Regions from separate parts of the Homo sapiens genome. Here region 1 is linked to region 2. A link is a contact called in ENCODE Hi-C data. All regions are on one chromosome and are shown on one strand. The core of a region is the stretch at or near the end of the contact, and the rest is flanking DNA. Distances in the headings are between cores, read along the strand shown.

Region 1 (4,197 bases), core at 224-2,723, 470 kb before region 2:
CCATTGGCTAAGTTCAGAATCCAAAGTTAAGGCCAAATGCTCTACTCAGAGGGGGAGGGCAATGCAAATATATAGCAAAAGGCATGCAATAGGGAGAAAGTGAATAATTGAAGCTACTTTTGCAATATTATCTCACTAGCTGACAGCAAACAGTGGACCTTGTTGATGCATGGACAAGCTTGATATATATTGGTGTAGGCAAAAATGGCTTGCTGCCACACTGCTGCCTCTGACAGAGGTGGCTCTAACAATTAGTGGTGAGGAAAATAATCTTCCTGATGGACAGAGCTTCAAACAGTACACTTTGTCATGATGTTGCTGAAGAAGCACATGGCCTGAGTTAAATACTACAGACTTTTGATCTTGGTAACTGGTTTGGCTGGTCAGGGATAAGAAGGGAGCAATATTGGAAGATTAGAGAAAGTGAGATTTAAGGATGAAGAATGTGGACAAAACTATGGGAATGTGTCCAAAGTGTGGAGATTTTTGTAGGATGAAATGCCAGAAAGAAAACACTCACCTGAGGAGGCAAAAATTAGGTGGACAAGATGATTTCTCCAGTAGATGTCAGCCAGCCTTGTCCTTGATTGCCCCAGGTTATACAATGAGCCCACAAATGGAGTAATCGTGGCAGCAGAGATGCCGGCTATGCTTGGGCCCAACAGCTTGGGCTTCCACACTAATGCTCATCTAGTGATGAGCTAGATGAGCTAGGATTCAGCTACTGCTGAATACCCTATTTGTCGGCAGCAGAGACCAATGATTTGGTACTATTCCTTGAAGAGGTTAACCAGTCACTTGGGAGCAATTTATTTGCATTAAATTCCTTCCACCCTGGAAGAGGAGTAATTCTTTCTTATTGTAATTAATTACTACTCTTAATAGGGGCTTTCCTTTCCTTCCAGCAGCACCTCTGCCAGCATTACCCTCTGATAGCCTACAGGATGTCTATTACCAACATGGTATCTCGCATTACACTGCCTCAGATCTTGGGATTATTTTGTAGTAAATGACTAACAACAGGCGCATGAATTGTTGGATCCACTTGTCTTACCGCATACAGCATCATCCAGAAGAAATCAATCAAATAGAACAATGAAATGGTCTATTATAGGCTCATTGTAGTCACCATCTCAGAGATGACATTCTGCAAGGTTGAAGTGCTAATCTCTAGGATGTGGTAAAAGCACTACAAAAATGGCTAGCATATGATGCCATGTCCTCAGCTGCCAGGATTCACAGATCCAGGAACCAAGAGAAAAGAAATAGGAATGATCCTTCTCCACCATTCTCAGTGACATTCTTTTGTAATTGTGCTTCCCATCCCTGCCGCCTCAGACTTTCCTGGAAGTCCCAGTTCCCAGATGGGGTAGGGGGAAGGAACTAGCACACTTCCATGGGGGAGCACAGTAAGGATTCCACTAAGCTGAATCTACTGCTGCCAATCGGTCCCTTGGGACTGCTCATGTCTGTGGGACAAAAATAGGAAGTAATATGTTAACATGAGGAGCTAGGGTTGTGATTACAAAATGAAACAGGAAGAATGTGTCTAGAACGCAGGTGGTTCACTGGGGCATGTCGTGGTGCTTCAGTGCCTGGTAAGAAACAGCAAACAGATGACTGTGATAATCATAGCCTAAACAGGGCAAAGCAATCAAAGCCCTAGAAAACTTAAAGGATGAAGGTCTGGGTCACTATGCTTGACAACCAGCCTAGACCAGCGGAATTTCTGATATAGAGCAGGAGAAATGTAAAATGGGTGGTGGAAGAAGATGATAAGTACCAGTTTTGGCCTTGCGTTCAGTCATAGTGACAGTAATTGTGGCTTGTCTCACTAATCTTCATGTGTAGATTTTAGAAAGACTGTGGCTGGCCATCACCTTGTGTTATCCCACAGACAAAAGACAAAGTAGACTTAACATGGGACTCAATCAGTTCTGAATTGACTGCATTTGGGTAGACTGCAGCAAATATCTCTTTTGCACATTCCCTCGTCCACTTCCGGTATCAGTCACAGCTACATGGATAGTTCTAGGTGAGTAAGCTTGGACTTGTCCTTTCTGCTTGTGAAATCCCACTGCAAGCCGAAGCCATGTATCTTTCTGCTTCCTGTTCCAAGTCTTTCTTCAACACTGGGGTGCTGCTTTTCCACACAGAAGCACAGCCCAGAAGTGCAGGGATAATTAATGCCCCTGGAGGCAACTCAACTAACGGGGGATGGAAATTGCTTAATTAATGTTCCCAGTTTTATTAGGTGGAAAATTTTGGGAGGCATTCTGAAAGCTTCTCAGAGGGTCTTGGAGCACTCAAACCCCAACTGGCAATCTTGATAACATACTTCTTAAATTTTTTATTATTTTTGAGAGAGTCTCACTCTATCACCCAGGCTGGAGTGCAGTGGTTCCATCTGGGCTCACTGCAATCTCCACCTCCTGGGTTCAAGTGAGTCTCCTGCCTCAGCCTCCCAGTAGCTGGGAGTACAGGTGCATGCCACCACGCCCGGCTAAATTTTGTATTTTTAGTAGACACAGGGTTTCACCATGTTGGCCAGGCTGGTCTCAAACTCCTGACCTCAAGTGATCCACCTACCTCAGCATCCCGAAGTGCTGGGATTACAGGTATGAGCTACCTCACCTGGCCGATAATAAACTTTTAAGTGGTTTTCTCCCTTTTCCTCTCCCTGTTTTTTTACTTCTGTTTTCTGGGATCACCTTGTGAATGACCTGTATACACCCAAGTCCTTTTCTCAGGCTCTACTTGCAGGTGAACTAAACTAAAATGGGCACAATTAGTTAAATGCATTTATATATTTTTCACATAAGTACTTTAGGAATTTTCTAGACTGTGTGTAAATAACTATGAATAATAATTATTTATTTGCAAGGTGAGGTGAGAACATTTTAATCCTGCACACATTTTTTTTTGTTTAGGTAATACAGGAGTTGATGGCAACGATGGTTACTCATTATGAACCACACTGAAACGACCTTCAATTCAATTTCCATCTGCTAATAAATATAGTCAAGTGCTGCATAATGTTTTGGTCAACATCCCCTAAGATTATAAAACCATATTTGACTGCACCTTTTCTACATTTAGATACACAAATACCACTGTGTTACAACTGCCTACAGTATTCAGTACAGTGACATGCTGTGCAGGTTTGTAGCCTAGAAGCAATAGGTTTGTGTAAGTACACTTGTTATGAAATCCACAATGTTTGTACAATAAAACCGCCTAATGACGCATTTCTCAGAACATATCCCTGTTGTTAATCAATGCATGACTGCATAAGAATATCTGACTTAAAAAACACATGAACTAATGGCCAAGTGGTGAAAGGCTGCATATGCTAAAAAATACTACCAAAAAGTTCCATACCCATAACATATGTGATATGTAAGTTTTAAGTTGTCAAAGAAATTTCAACCCAGTATTACTTTCTACCAGAAATGTCTTTAACAACTCATGATATGAATCCATATACTTTTCATGCTAAAATATTCACAAAAATTGAATAATTCACTTAGCCAAATTCACTGTTTTTTTTTTTTTTTTGCATTGGGTCTACTATTGATCACTAAACTCACACTGACTTCATTTAAAATTGCTCATTGCATCTCTTTTTATTTTTAAGACAGAGTTTCACTCTTGTCGCCATGGCTGGAGTGCAATGACGCAATCTCAGCTCACTGAAACCTTTACCTTCTGGGTTCAAGTGATTCTCCTGCCTCAGCTTCCCGAGTAGCTGGGATTACAGGCACCTGCCACTACGCCCAGCTAATTTTTGTCACCACGCCCAGCTACTTTTTGTATTTTTAGTAGAGATGGAGGTTTCACCATGTTGGCCAGGCTGGTCTTGAACTCCTGACCTCAGGTTATCCACTCGCCTCGGCCTCCCAAAGTGCTGGGATTACAGGCGTGAGCCACCGTGCCTGACTGTAATTGCTCATTGCATCTCTAAAATATTCTATCTTAGTATTTGTAGCACTAATTGTACTTTATTTAGGTTATCCTATTTTTCATTTTGAGGCCCTTTATTTTAGCAACAAGACATACTGGCAGGTTAAAACTGCTTTATTATTATTTTTTTAACATAGAAGAAGCTTGGTAGTGGACATGTGGCCATTTGATGTTTTTATGACTAAGAGAGTTCAGGCTCAATCTCTTACAGAATGTAAATGTACCCCTATGCAT
Region 2 (3,777 bases), core at 452-2,951:
ACAATCAGCTGGTGAGCTCTGCCTCTGGGCAGGACACCTTTACCCACTGAATTACATGTGAAAGACCACGCAGCTCCCTCAAACCACTTCCTGCTTCAAGTACAGAAAAAAGTAACAACTTATTAAGAGCTCCACTTCTGAAGTGTTCAGCATACACAGCATGAAAAGTGCATTTGGAAACAATTTTCTTAACTTGTAATTAATGCAGAGATAACGCTCCACAGCCTCTTTTATGATCCCCTAAGTAAGGAGACAAAAACTCCAGCTGCTAGATCACATAGTATGTATGCACAGTGACGTCATTTCTTTGAAAGCAAGGTGGCCTGCATGTGTTGGCATCTCAGGAACAGCAGAATCAGGTGCCTGACAAGGGTGTATCTTTAACTCCTGGAGCCACTTACTTGACTAGGGAAAGTCGTAGTGGTGAAGTGTTTGAAAGCAGCAACTGAATGCTGCACTAAGTGGCAGAGACGTCTTATGAATTGAGCCCTCAGGCAATTGAATCGGTGGAGCCAGTGACAGCAGCTTAAAAGCGCTTGCAAATTGAAAAAAAAACACAAGTCTTGAAGGATATAATTTTGCTGAGAATGGAAACTAGAACTACGGCCAGCAATCGGAAACGAGAAGTCGGTGCACTGACAGCAGCAGCCAGATTTACCTAAAGGGACTTCACGACACTGAATATAAAATCAGAGTTTTATAACACAGAACCCCAAGTCCAAACTTTGCCCATGAAAGTCCTCTTCTAAACAGAAAAGTTGGGCAAGCAGCTCTTAGAAAGTTTCTGCTTTCCATATACAGTATGTATTTGTTTAAATTATACAAATATGCAAGGTCAGCAAGAGTTGTCAAGGAGTTCTTTTTTGGAAGAACAAATTACACTTTACTCTAACTTTAACACTCTCTCTGGGCATAAGTGCAGAGTTCCGGGACCTTAGCTCCAAAGATCATATTTAAAAGCTTTAATATCATCTAAAATACAACCCTTCATATATAGCATGCCTTGTAAATAAAGTCCTGATGAGTTACACACACAGAGACACATACACACAGAGACACATACACACATGCAAAAGAACATGGTCTTAAAAATAAAACATCTGCACCTGCAAAAGAAAAAAAAAATCCCCAAGTTCATATCCATGCTCTATAGCCCTTAGCCATAGAGAGGATTTAAAGGAATCTTCTGTAATGACACCACGGAAGCCCTGCAGAAGTGGAGGATTTAGCATAAGTACCTTGCAATAGTTTCTACTCATACAGATATCTGTGCAAATGCATCCATCTCCCCGAGCTATTTTTCAGATTCCACAGAATTGCATATTCAGCAATTTATAAATAACTCTCGGTTCCGAAACAATGAAAATTTTAAAGTGAAGAACAGTTCTAGGCAGAAGCAAACAGTACACAATTTAAATAGAATTCCCCAATGACTTCAAAGAGTAAGAAATATTTACCTTCAAGAAATCACAAAAGCAGCACTTAAATAATTGGGTTGGAAGACTGCTGATTTTTCCCATTGCTTCTGAAGTACAAAGTCTGAAAATGAATTGGTTAGCAGGAATAATGAAGCAAAAAGAAATCCAGAGAGATGGGAGATGTTGAGAGCAATGTCACATTTCAATTTTGAGGACTTTATTCCATTGCGCAGGCTCTATCTGCTCTGAATTTAGCAGTGACAGTGAGATTTAGCAAACAGAAGAGGGATTTAGAGAAAATCCTCACATTTATCTACAAAACACAGACACTGTAGACAGGAAACAGCTGGGGGAACATTTGCCTTCTCTCTCTCTCCCTCTTCTGGCAAAGTTATTGAGTAAGGACTTTTTTGGGCATGGTGACAAATAACATCATACCTTTGCATTTTAAAACTAGAGCACAGAAGCATTTTTTTCCCTTAAAAGAATGTGTGTTAGTGACAGGGTTCGCAGACATTAAAATACTTATGCTGCCATAGAAAATAAGGATCTGTTTTCTGATTAACTTTCTGCTGGGCATGAAGACACAAACGTCTGCTAATACACCTTACCAGTATTAAAGGAATATGGGGGATGGGAGAGCAATTTTAGATTCTAGAGCAAATGCATTATTTAAAACAAAAAAAGAAAGAAAGGACGATAAGACCCTCTCCAGCAAACTCTACAATTTTAACCCTGAAGTGACTGGGGTAAAGTAGATTGGAAGACAGCACTCGGGTGACCCCTTGTCCCAGTTGCCAAGTGAGAGGTGTGATCTCATTTCCTAGAACCTATGGAGGGGCAGGCAGCATTGGATTGGTCCCTTTAGGGCACTGTCTCATACTTTTTCTCCTGCGATGAGGCAAAGACTATGCCGAGCTGTAAAACCCAACTGAAATAGAACATTTTTCTTTATTCTTCTACTAGGCTGCCTGTCACTGTCCCCTCCCCACCCCACCACTCTGGGAGAAGGGTACCTGGGGGGCAAACAATTTTCCTGTTGTTTGAATTTTCCATATAACTCAAACCTGTGTGTGTGTGTGTGTGTGTGTGTGTGTGTGTGTGTGTGTATGACAGAGGGAGTCTGTGTGCCAGAGTGTGTTTTCTTTCTCTGATTTTTGTGTATTCTAAATAACACCAGCTGGCTAGCAATACCCTCTCGAGGGTTATGATGTCATTCAAATCCCTCAACTGGGTGACTGGCCGGCAACATGGTCCAAGCCAGCTGTTTTGCTATTTATAATGTACACTTGCCTTTGCCATTGAGAATTCAGTTCTGATCTTTTGTCGATACAGTTTGTACCTATTTCCCTTTGGTTTTGTGAAGCAGTAGATAAGAAAGTGAATTATAAAATAAGGTTGCAAAAGCCCAGAGCAGACATACCTCTTTCCCTAGAGAGCTCTCCAGGCCTGGTTTCCCAGGAGTGGTGGAAATAACCTGGACCTTGAATTTTTTCTTTTTTTTTTTTTCCACATGACTCTCAGGGGACTGACACATCAACTGAAAACACAGTTCTGCTTGAAATCCTACTCTGGCTCTTTGTGTTATCCTGGGGCCAGAAATTTGTTTGTAGAAGTGGGTGCCCTAACAAAAAACAAACAAACCTGCTTTGTTTGGAAGGGGGTTGGGTTTGTTTGAGTCTTCTGTGTGGTTAATACATTGTAGCAATGTTTACCTTTCAGAAATCAAAGTTAGAAATCTGGAATTATGTTGTGTCAATGGTGCACTATGTTCAGCAACATTTTGTGAGCTCTACTATGTGCCCAACTACAACATCCCTAGGAAAACAAAGAGGAATAAGATATGGTCAAGTCCCTTCAGGGGCTTTCAGCTGAATGTCAGAGACAAAGAGGAAAACTTCACAGTCATATGATGGGCATGTGCTCTTTTAAAAACATGAACAGTGCACAATGAGAGGGAGTGACACATTCTCTGGGAAGACAGGGGAGTAAAATCTTTTGGAAAATCCAAAATGAGGGAGGCAGATTGTGTCATGAGAGGCTTTGGGGTACCATGTTGGGAAATTTCAGTGGGTGGGATTTGACCCAAAGAGCACACTAAGAGGTATCATCAAGAGGTGGCCTAGTAGGTGGCCCTGGATTATTCTTAATGCAGGGATTATCCACATGTGCAGATGTGTGAGTAATCCCTGCATTTAATAATAATCCGTGGCTTCCTTTAATAAGCTCTCTTTGTACACTTGATTTGTGACAAATCTTTTTCTTTTCTGCAGTTTTTGTGGATCACACCCTTTCTGAAAAATGTCTATTCTCTTACAGACTTTGAGGATGTAGATTGTATAAAACAATAGAGCTGATC

What was found. A loop is a pair of places that touch in the nucleus more often than their neighbours do. Pooled maps may share reads with other maps.
Region 1: a loop to region 2 is called in a map with no recorded cell type, with 5 times the contacts of the local background. The contact joins the enhancer-like site here to the promoter of IGF1 in region 2. A Hi-C loop is called at or near these places in 5 of 37 single-sample maps with no recorded cell type and 4 of 50 pooled maps.

Annotation. Positions count from the first base shown.
Region 1 is chr12:102,008,883-102,013,079 of GRCh38, forward strand. It overlaps WASHC3 (WASH complex subunit 3), which reads right to left. Exons shown (of 7, transcript NM_016053.4): 7 at 3,958-4,197. Among named protein-coding and RNA genes, the nearest start is that of DRAM1-AS1, 47 kb to the left of the region's middle. Within about 2 kb of position 1,474, at least 5 of the 41 ENCODE cell types and tissues checked have a DNase peak (open chromatin) inside an H3K27ac peak, as active enhancers do.
Region 2 is chr12:102,478,862-102,482,638 of GRCh38, forward strand. It overlaps IGF1 (insulin like growth factor 1), which reads right to left and starts at 1,702. Exons shown (of 4, transcript NM_000618.5): 1 at 1,458-1,702. The coding sequence starts at 1,520. It overlaps LINC02456 (long intergenic non-protein coding RNA 2456), which reads left to right. Exons shown (of 13, transcript XR_007063427.1): 11 at 1-3,777. RefSeq lists enhancers at 158-417, 508-557.